2 separate regions of the Homo sapiens genome follow, and region 2 is linked to region 1. The links are chromatin contacts, found by Hi-C in ENCODE. All regions are on one chromosome and are shown on one strand. Each heading gives the region's core, a stretch centred on a gene start or an enhancer-like site at or near the end of the contact. The rest is flanking DNA. Distances are from core to core; before and after follow the strand shown. Region 1 holds the start of NDUFAB1 (NADH:ubiquinone oxidoreductase subunit AB1). Region 2 overlaps PRKCB (protein kinase C beta).

What was found. Hi-C counts contacts between places; a loop is a spot of excess contacts on that map. Pooled maps may share reads with other maps.
Region 2: a map of chondrocyte shows a loop between it and region 1 (5-fold over the local background). The contact joins the enhancer-like site here to the promoter of NDUFAB1 in region 1. A Hi-C loop is called at or near these places in 1 of 168 maps with a recorded cell type or tissue (chondrocyte) and 7 of 50 pooled maps.

Annotation. Positions count from the first base shown.
Region 1 is chr16:23,594,526-23,599,032 of GRCh38, reverse strand. NDUFAB1 (NADH:ubiquinone oxidoreductase subunit AB1) reads left to right here and starts at 2,717. Exons shown (of 5, transcript NM_005003.3): 1 at 2,717-2,910. The coding sequence starts at 2,743. RefSeq lists a silencer at 2,970-3,059.
Region 2 is chr16:24,033,121-24,037,627 of GRCh38, reverse strand. It overlaps PRKCB (protein kinase C beta), which reads right to left. Exons shown (of 17, transcript NM_002738.7): 5 at 2,081-2,209. Among named protein-coding and RNA genes, the nearest start is that of MIR1273H, 170 kb to the left of the region's middle. Within about 2 kb of position 2,392, at least 6 of the 41 ENCODE cell types and tissues checked have a DNase peak (open chromatin) inside an H3K27ac peak, as active enhancers do.

The sequences.
Region 1 (4,507 bases), core at 1,468-3,967:
GCTCTCCCAAATTATTTAAATAAGAGATGATTTGTTATGTTTTACCAAAAGGATTAAATGTAACACTGAGGCCGGGTGCAGTGGCTCACGCCTGTAATCCCAGCACTTTGGGAGGCCGAGGCGGGCAGATCATGAGGTCAGGAGTTTGAGACCACCCTGGCTAACACGGTGAAACCCCATCTCTATAAATACATACATACATACATATATACATACATACGTGTAACACTGAAAGACTAGATAGGTCATGGGAAGAGATGGCCCCAATTGTGAACTTAGTAGGATTAGGTTCTTCCTAAGCTAAGAGCTACATTTTTTTGGGAAACAGAGTCTCACTCTGTTGCCCAGGCTGGAGTGTAGTGGTGTGATCATAGCTCACTGCAGCCTTGACCTCCTGGGCTCAATTGGTCCTCCCACCTCAGCTTCCCAAGCAGCTGGGACCACAGACATGCATCACCATGCCTGGCTAATTTTTTAAATTTTTTATGGAGACAAGGTCTCCCTGTGTTGCCTAGGTTGATCTCAAACTCCTGGGCTCAAGCGATCCACCTCCCTTGGCCTCCCAAAGTGCTGGGATTACGGAGGTGAGCCACTGAACCAGGCTTGCCTGTCTGGCTTGCTCACAGTTGCAGCCTCAACAATTAGTACGTAACAGATACTCAATTTTTTTTTGAGACTTTTTTGAGATGGAGCTTCACTCTTGTTGCCCAGGCTAGAGTGCAATGGCGCGATCTCAGCTCCCTGCAACCTCTACCTCCCGGGTTCAAGCAATTCTCCTGTCTCAGCTTCCTGCCTCCTGAGTAGCTGGGATTACAGTCACCTGCCACCACACCCAGCTAATTTTTGTATTTTTAGTAGAGACGGGGTTTCACCATGTTGTCCAGGTTGGTCTCAAACTCCTGACATCAGGTGATCCACCTGCCTCAGCCTCCCAAAATGCTGGGATTACAGGTTTGACCCACCATGCCTGGCCCCCAGACACTCGAGTTTTAAAGGAATGCTATAATAAATAGAAATTATTTTACAACAGTGGGATGAAACTATGTTTTTTTTGTTTTCGTTTTTTTTTTTTGAGATGGAGTCTTGCTCTTTTGCCAGCCTGGAGTGCAGTGGCGCAATCTCGGCTCACTGCAACCTCTGCCTCCCAAGTTCAAGCGATTCTCCTGCCTCAGCCTCCTGAGTATCTGGGACTACAGGCGCGCACCACCACACCCAACTAATTTTTGTATTTTTAGTAGAAATGGGGTTTCACCATGTTGACCAGGATTGTCTCGATCTCTTGACCTCGTGATCCACCCACCTTGGCCTCCCAAAGTGCTGGGATTACAGGTATGAGCCACCGCGCCTGGCAGCATACCATTACATTTTATTTTACTTGGATTTAACAAAAATAAAAAGAAATTGAGGTAAAACTGGTGACATTATTGGATCATTCATTCAGGCAGATTTCAGAATTTGGAGTCATTATCCCGTGTGTTTCCATTTCAGTCAATATCCTTTAGCTCCCTGCTTAGAAATAGGAATTAGCCTTCTTAAACTCCTCCCTCGCTTACCTATTTTTGTTAGCTATTGTAAGGAACATGGCTGTGCTTTGGTCAAGGATAGGCCAAGGTAAGATGTTTACATCCTGCGTGACTCAGCAAGTTTAGACAGAGGCGTATAACTCCACTTGTTATCACAGCCATGTAGGCATAACATGGGAAGGTCATCACTTGGCTCTAAGCCACTATTTTCTGTAAAAGGTATAATTGCCCTGCTGATACTGTACAGGCGTTCGTGCCCAGAGAAAGAGAGAGCCAGAGCTGTCAGTCTTTGCAGACAGACAGGGGGAGCCAGATCACAGCTGAGAGAGAGTTAAGCTGCTGACCCTGAAGGCAAGGGAGAGCCAGCCTCGCAGTTGTGTGGGGGAGCCATGGGACTAAGCAGCTGAGACAAGGCAGACAGTGTGAGAGAACTAGTGTAAGTAAGCTGCTGATGAGAGCTGCTGCTGAATAAAATCATCTTTCACCTGCCTACCGTCCCCTGAGTGTTCTTTCAGCTATCTGTTCATCCACCCACTCCCCTCAGACCTCGATATGGGCTGGAACCTGGCTGTGGGCATGACAGTTGGCATAGTCGTGGACCTGACAGCTATATTATACACTGTCAAGTTTTAAAACATGTATATTGTTTTAATCGTAATTCTCACATTTATTAGTCTTAGGTATTGAAATTGATTATTTTTTCACATTATTATATATATTTTTTTACCTATTCAATAAATGTTAATACTTGTGGAAGAATTGTGGAATCAAAACTTTGTCCTTTTTTTCTTTTAATCTTTTTTGTAATAGAGACGGAGTCTTGCCGTGTTGGCCAGGTTGGTCTTGAACTCCTGAGCTCAAACAGTCCTGCCACCTTGGCCTCCCAAAGTGCTAGGATTAAAGGCGTCAGCCACCGCACCCGGCCCCAAACGTTTAAACAGATGTATTTCAGAACTTTCAGATAAAAAATGAAAGTAGGTTTCTCGTGCCGTGTCGTTTAGGGAAAGACGGCGACGTCTGCACAGTTTAGTTGTGACACCAAGCAGTTGTTCGTCCCCGAACCTGGATGGGCTCCGAGGGCGCAGTGCCTCCAGGAGCCGCCAGGGGCCGCCACCGCCGGCGGTGCCCGACAGCGCTGCCGTGTGCGTCGCCTGCGCGCCGCCGGAAAGGAACCCTGGTCCGGAGGCGGCGGCGCAGTGCATCCTGGGTTGGCGTAGCCATGGCGTCTCGTGTCCTTTCAGCCTATGTCAGCCGCCTGCCCGCGGCCTTTGCGCCGCTGCCCCGGGTCCGGATGCTGGCCGTGGCCCGGCCTCTCAGCACCGCTCTCTGCTCCGCGGGGACCCAGACGAGGCTCGGGACTTTGCAGCCGGCCTTAGTGCTCGCGCAGGTGACTCGTGGTGACTTTGCTGCCGCTTGGCAAGGGTCAGGGATTGGGCCCGGTGGGGGTGGGGGCCGGGCATCCGGGGCGCGCCAGCTGCAGGCAGGGGTGACCCGGGGGGCAGCCGGCTCGCTCCGCAGCCCCGCTGCCTAAAGGTGTTTAGTTGACCCCTGACGGGAGGCCGGGTGACCTCGTAATAACGAGCAAGAGCACTGACTCGAGTCCAGCACTGCTGGGCTGCCGCTTACCGAAACTTTGGACAAGTCTCCTAGCCTGGCTCACACTCACCTGCAAAATTGGGATCCTGGTCTCTACCTTGCGGAGTAGCAATGAGGATTAGATGAGTTAATGCGGCTAGAGCACCTCGTACGGTCTCAAAATAGCGGTCACCGTATTGTAGTGAAAGCAGCATGCAAAGAGGCAGCCACACTGGCCTACAGCCTTCTCCAGAGCGGTTTTCTCTCTGCAGTTCTGTCCTTACTCTTCCCTGCAGCACCTTCTGCCTGTGTCCAGGACTCCTGGAAGTAATTCTAGGAAACAAGCCAAGTGACCTTTGACCAATAAGGATTTGAATTGCGCGGGTCCACTTATATGCGGATTTTTTTTCAACCAAACGCGACCAGTATTTACGGGATGTGCCGCCCCGCGTATAAGGAGGGCAGGCTCTTCCTATAAGCGGATTCTGCAAGGCTGACTGCGGGACGTGAGTGTGCGGGGATTTGGGTATAGTCGGGGGTCCTGGAACCAATCTGCGCAAATACCAAGGAACGACTGTACCTGTAGTATATAGCTTGAGCTGATGAAATCTGCGTGAGGCTGAAACGCCGGGAGGCAGTGATTTCGGTGTTGTTGTTGTTGTTTTTGAGACAGAGTCTCGCTCTGTCACCCAGGCTGTAATGCAGTGGCGTGATCTCAGCTCACTGCAACCTCCGGCTAACGGCAACCTCCGCCTCTCAGGTTCAAGCAATTCTCCTCCCTCAGCCCCCCCGAGTATTTGGGACTACAGGCGCCCGCCACCATGCCCGGCTAAGTTTTGTATTTTTAGTGGAGACGGGGTTTCATCATATTGGCCAGGTTGGTCTTGAACTCCCGACCTCGCAATCCACCCGCCTCGGCCTCCCAAAGTGCTGGGATTACAGGCGTGAACCACCGCGCCCTGCCTTTTTTTTGTTGTTTTCTAAGTTCTCCAGATGACTCTGAAGTGCAGTTGGGAATAAAAATAACCGTCTTAAGGTAGGATAGACTCCCAAGGTCAAGTTATGAAACCCCTTTTCAAAGTCATAGACTTCAGGTAATAGTGGTTTCAACCTTGACTGCATGTTAGTGTGAAAAATAAGTGTGTCTGGCCAGGCGTGGTGGCTCACGCCTGTAATCCCAGCACTTTGGGAGGCCGAGGCGGGCGAATCGCTTGAGCCCAGGAGTTTGAGACCCTCCTAGGCAACATGGTGGAACCCCGTCTCTACAAAAAATACAGAAATTAGGCCGGGCGCGGTGGCTTATGCCTGTAATCCCAGCACTTTGGGATGCCGAGGCGGGCGGATCACGAGGTCAGGCGATCGAGACCATTCTGGCTAACACAGTGAAACCCCGTCTCTACTAAACATAC
Region 2 (4,507 bases), core at 1,143-3,642, 440 kb before region 1:
GCCAAACCACAAAAGGAATAAATACGGTGGAGGGCATAGAGAAACGAAACGAAACTAAACTAAACAAAAAAGTAACCTACTATATAGTACTTTTGAGTCAAACAGACCTAGGTGAGGAAATGTGTTTTCTGATGGGTAGAATGATAACTTAACTCATTTGAGTTGTTGAAACAATGTAAATCAGATACTGCCTGTAAGTGCTTTTCACAATGATTAACACATTTTAAAAACTAAACACATCTTAGCTATTGTTTTATTATTATTGCAAATGGTGTGAGCTCTTGGAATATAACTTCTCTGAGCCGTGGCTTCTTTGTTCATAAAACAAGAATAATAGAAGGTTGGGCGCAGTGGCTCACACCTGTAATCCCAGCACTTTGGGAGGCCGAGATGGGCGGATCACTTGAGGTCAGGAGTTCTAGACCAGCCTGGCCAACGTGGTGAAACCCTGTCTCTACTAAAAATACAAATATTAGCCAGGCGTGGTGGTGGGCGCCTGTAATCCCAGCTACTCAGGAGGCTGAGGCAGGAGAATCGCTTGAACCCGGGAGGTGGAGGTTCCAGTGAGCTAAGATGGCGCCACCACACTCCAGCCTGGGCAACAGATGGAGTCTCCCTCTCAAACAAGAATAATAGAGATTTCACAATGTTGTGAAGGTGGAAAGAGATAACACGTAAGGTTTAGAGCACTGCACATCCCATGCGGCCCATAAATGTTGGCTGCCCGCAGTCATGCTTTGGAACGAGTGTATTTCCCACAGAATGACACCAGAGGGAAGCAGAGTCTCATATTTGTCTCACCAGCATCGGGAACCTCAATCAGTGGGGAAAACTGGCTTCCCTTGAACCTGAAACTGCGGGATTTCCCCTGGGGCCCCCAAGCATCACACTGGGAGGCAGGCGACCACTTGGAGGAAAACATAATGCAATGGATTGCACATTTTCTAAAATCTCACTGGGCTTCACGAAATCTCAAGTTTAAAAGAATTATATTGTACAGGGATAAGTATTTTTCAGCTTTTACACAATCTACGTAAAGCCCCTCCGCAACCCAGGGCTCAATGCATCAGAGCTACTGAACCAGTCTGAGGCCTCAGAAACACTAATTTTTGCAAAATTAATCTCTTCCATGATCAATTTCCTGAGTTACCAACTCATAAACCCTTATTTATATTCATTAGATATATAAAGTCCACAGTAGTTTGTCACTAGCCTTTGAGAAGAAATTCCTGCAAAGTTTTAGCTCCACTCCCAGCCAGCTCAGTGCTGGTTATACCGGGGCTTATGGCTGAGTATTCCTCAAGCCAGTGCTGCTGAGTTCCAATTTTGCTTGAACTTCCCATATCAGAGCCAGGTATGTCTTGAATGCTGGGATACATGAGTGACAGCCCCACCACCACCACCACCACCACCACCAGCAGCTCCTCCTCTCACTGCATCTCCCAGGAGACTGTACCATCCTGCTTTCTAATTATCATGAAATATTTTAGACATGCAGAAAATATAGAGAATAATAAAATTACAGCATAGCCACCATCAGGTTCAAGAAAGAAATATTTCAAATATGTGGAAAGCCCCTGAATTGCACCCTCCAACCCTCCTCCTTCCCAAGATATTATATTCTCCAAATCTGGGGTTTATCATCAAGACTCCATTTTTCCTGCTGGAAAAGTTTGCGGAAGAAGCAAGCTTCCCTTCTCTGCTATCTGAGTAAAGGAAATGCAACTACCCATCCCAAAAGATTACTAAAAAAGAGTGGGAAATGAGAAGGAGAGAAGGGAAGTGGAGGATCCTGAGGAAGTTAGAAGTCCAAGGAACTCAGACGTCTCCTCTCTGAACCCAAGTCAGCCTGGGGTGCTGATGGACGAAGCTTTGAGGGTGTACAGTTTCTAAAGATCCCCCTGCTGCAGGGAGGGGCTGTCATGGGCAGGGCATGGGGCAGAAGCAGTGCCACACCCCCTCCCCGTCCCTGGACTGCCCCACCCCTCCACTGGACTGCCCCACCCCTCCGCCACCCTCCCCTTCTCAATCACACAGGTCAAGCAAGGTCAGGAGCCAGTGGAGCCCCAGGGCCACCTACCGAGGACAATGAGGACGTCCCTGTCGATGTGGGCCTGGATGTAGATGCGGCCGCGGCGCTCCGTGTGGTCCGTGCCACACAGGCTGGGAACATTCATCACGCAGCGCTTGTGCACATTCATCATGCAGGCTGTGAGGGCAGAGAGAGGGGATGTGGCTTAGGCTGGCCCAGGCTGGGGGCTGCAGACATCTGCCCCACCCAAGACCGCTGAGCCCTTCCTGTTTCCCTCCTTTGAGACAGCTGAGACACACGAGCCTGGCTGAGACCAACTTGCCTGCCAGGATCTCATCAGAAGGGCTTTTCCAACTCTTCCCCCTGAACCCTGATGGGCAAAGGAGGTAGAACTTGTCTGTTCCCCACCCACAGCCAAGGGTGCAGTCTGAAGCAAGCACACCCCACACCCCTTAAGGCTCTGAAGCCAGAGTCACCAACTTCAATGCTCACAGGCTGGCTGGTCACATGAGTGAGGAAAGCTAAGGGGGTGGCAGGGACTTGGCCAAGCCAAGTGGGAAACAGAGCAAAAACATTCCCCATTTCTCAACGTATGCAGGAATCTCGATGTGTACGTGACAGCTCTGATTTTTAAATATTAACAGCTAATAGGTTGGGCTCCCTGGAAAGAGTCTGAGACGGGGAGTTTTGAGCACAAGGTTTTTGGGGAGTGCTCTTGTGGGGAGAAGTTCGTTTGCCACGTGGATGCAATCAAAGCTGATGTTAGGGGGAGCCCAGAGCTGAGATGACCCTTCAGAGTTGTTCCAAACTGAGACAAGAGGGCTGGGCACCACAATCATCTGGTCTCCCTGGAAGAGGCATTATCTTGGGCAATTATGCAGGATGGGGCACTGCTGTGAACCACAGCTAGGGGATGGGGTGGGACCATGAAGAGGGGGTCTGGGCTGGCCATAGTGTCCACCATAATTAATTACAAGGAAAAAGATTTAGAGCCAGGGCAGGGTGGATAAAATGTGCCTATACACTGAATTTGGCCTTCGGCCATCTCTCATGTTATAGGATATCCACTCCCTCTGCGCACTCCTCCGTAGAGTATCTGTGTCTATTTCAATGTGGTGGGTGATTTCTTCTAGGTCTTGAGCAATAATGCCCCACTCCAGGAAGGTGTGCCAGGCACCCAGGATTCTCCAGGGGGACGCTAGTTCCAGTTGGAGAAGCCAGAAGGAGAGGCCAAGTCACCCCATGGGCCCCTATTTCAAGGGATCTGGGGGCAAGGGACCCTTCTCAGACCACCCAAGTCCCAGGAGGCAGCAGGCCTATTACAAAAACTAGAAATGAGTTGTGGGGAGGGAAGGGAGAGCCCTCTGGGACCTGAGCACCAGCCTGAGCTCCCACCCACCACTGTCTCTGAGGCAGGGACATTGTCCCTATATTAGGGCCCCATGTGTGGTAAGAGGAGCTGGTGTCCTGCAGGCAGAAGGCTCCAACCTCACTGTCCCCCTGTGGCTCTTGCCATGTTTCTGTGTCTGTCTCTCTGTTTCCACGTTGCTGCATGTCTCTTGTCTCTGCTGTCCCACTTCTGCACGTGGCTCACTGCCTTGGCCGTGTCTGTGAATCGGTCTGTTCCACTCTCTGCACTTGTCTCTGGCCTCTTTGTCTCTCCCTTTCTCCAACTGTGTCTCTCTGCCTCTCTCCTCCGTGTCTCTCTGTGGCTCTCCATGTGTGCTTCTGTCTCTGTCTCTGGTCTTTCCATCTCTATACCTCTGCATGAGCCTGTGTAATGGCGTCTCTCTCTGTGTCCATGCCAATCATTTTATCTTTTCTTCTTCTTCTTCTTTGAGAGTCTCACTCTGTCACCCAGGCTGGAGTGCAGTAGTGTGATCTCAGCTCACTGCAACCTCTGCTTCCTGGGTTCAAGTGATTTTCCTGCCTCAGCCTCCCAAGTAGCTGGGATTACAAGTACCCACCACCTTGACTGGCTAATTTTTGTATTTTTAGTAGAGATTGGGTTTTGCCACGTTGGCCAAGCTGGTCTCAAACTCCTGACCTTAGGTGATCCACCCGCCTCAGCCTCCCAAAGTGTTGGGATTACAGGAGTGAACCACTGCACCTGGCTTATCTGTTGGTCTGTGTGTCTGCCTGTCCCTCCTTTTGCCTGAGTCTCTCTCTAGCTGAGTCTCTCTGTAGCTTCCACGCCCCACATTCCTCCCTGTGTTAGGGTTGCATGTGTCCATCTTTCCCCTGCATCTGTGTCTGTCTATGCATGTGTGTTTCTTGCTGTCTGTCTTGCTCCCTACCACCCTTATTCACCCTCACAGTCCTCTCTGTCACTCTCTGCCCTATGACTTTCTCCCTCTGTCCTCTGGGCCTCAGGACCCTTGGGAGAGCAGTACCACTAGCCTCATGACACCCAGCCTGCTGCAGACCAACAGGTCTGTGGGAGCCACCAGCACCTCCAGTGTCCCTGTAGCTTTG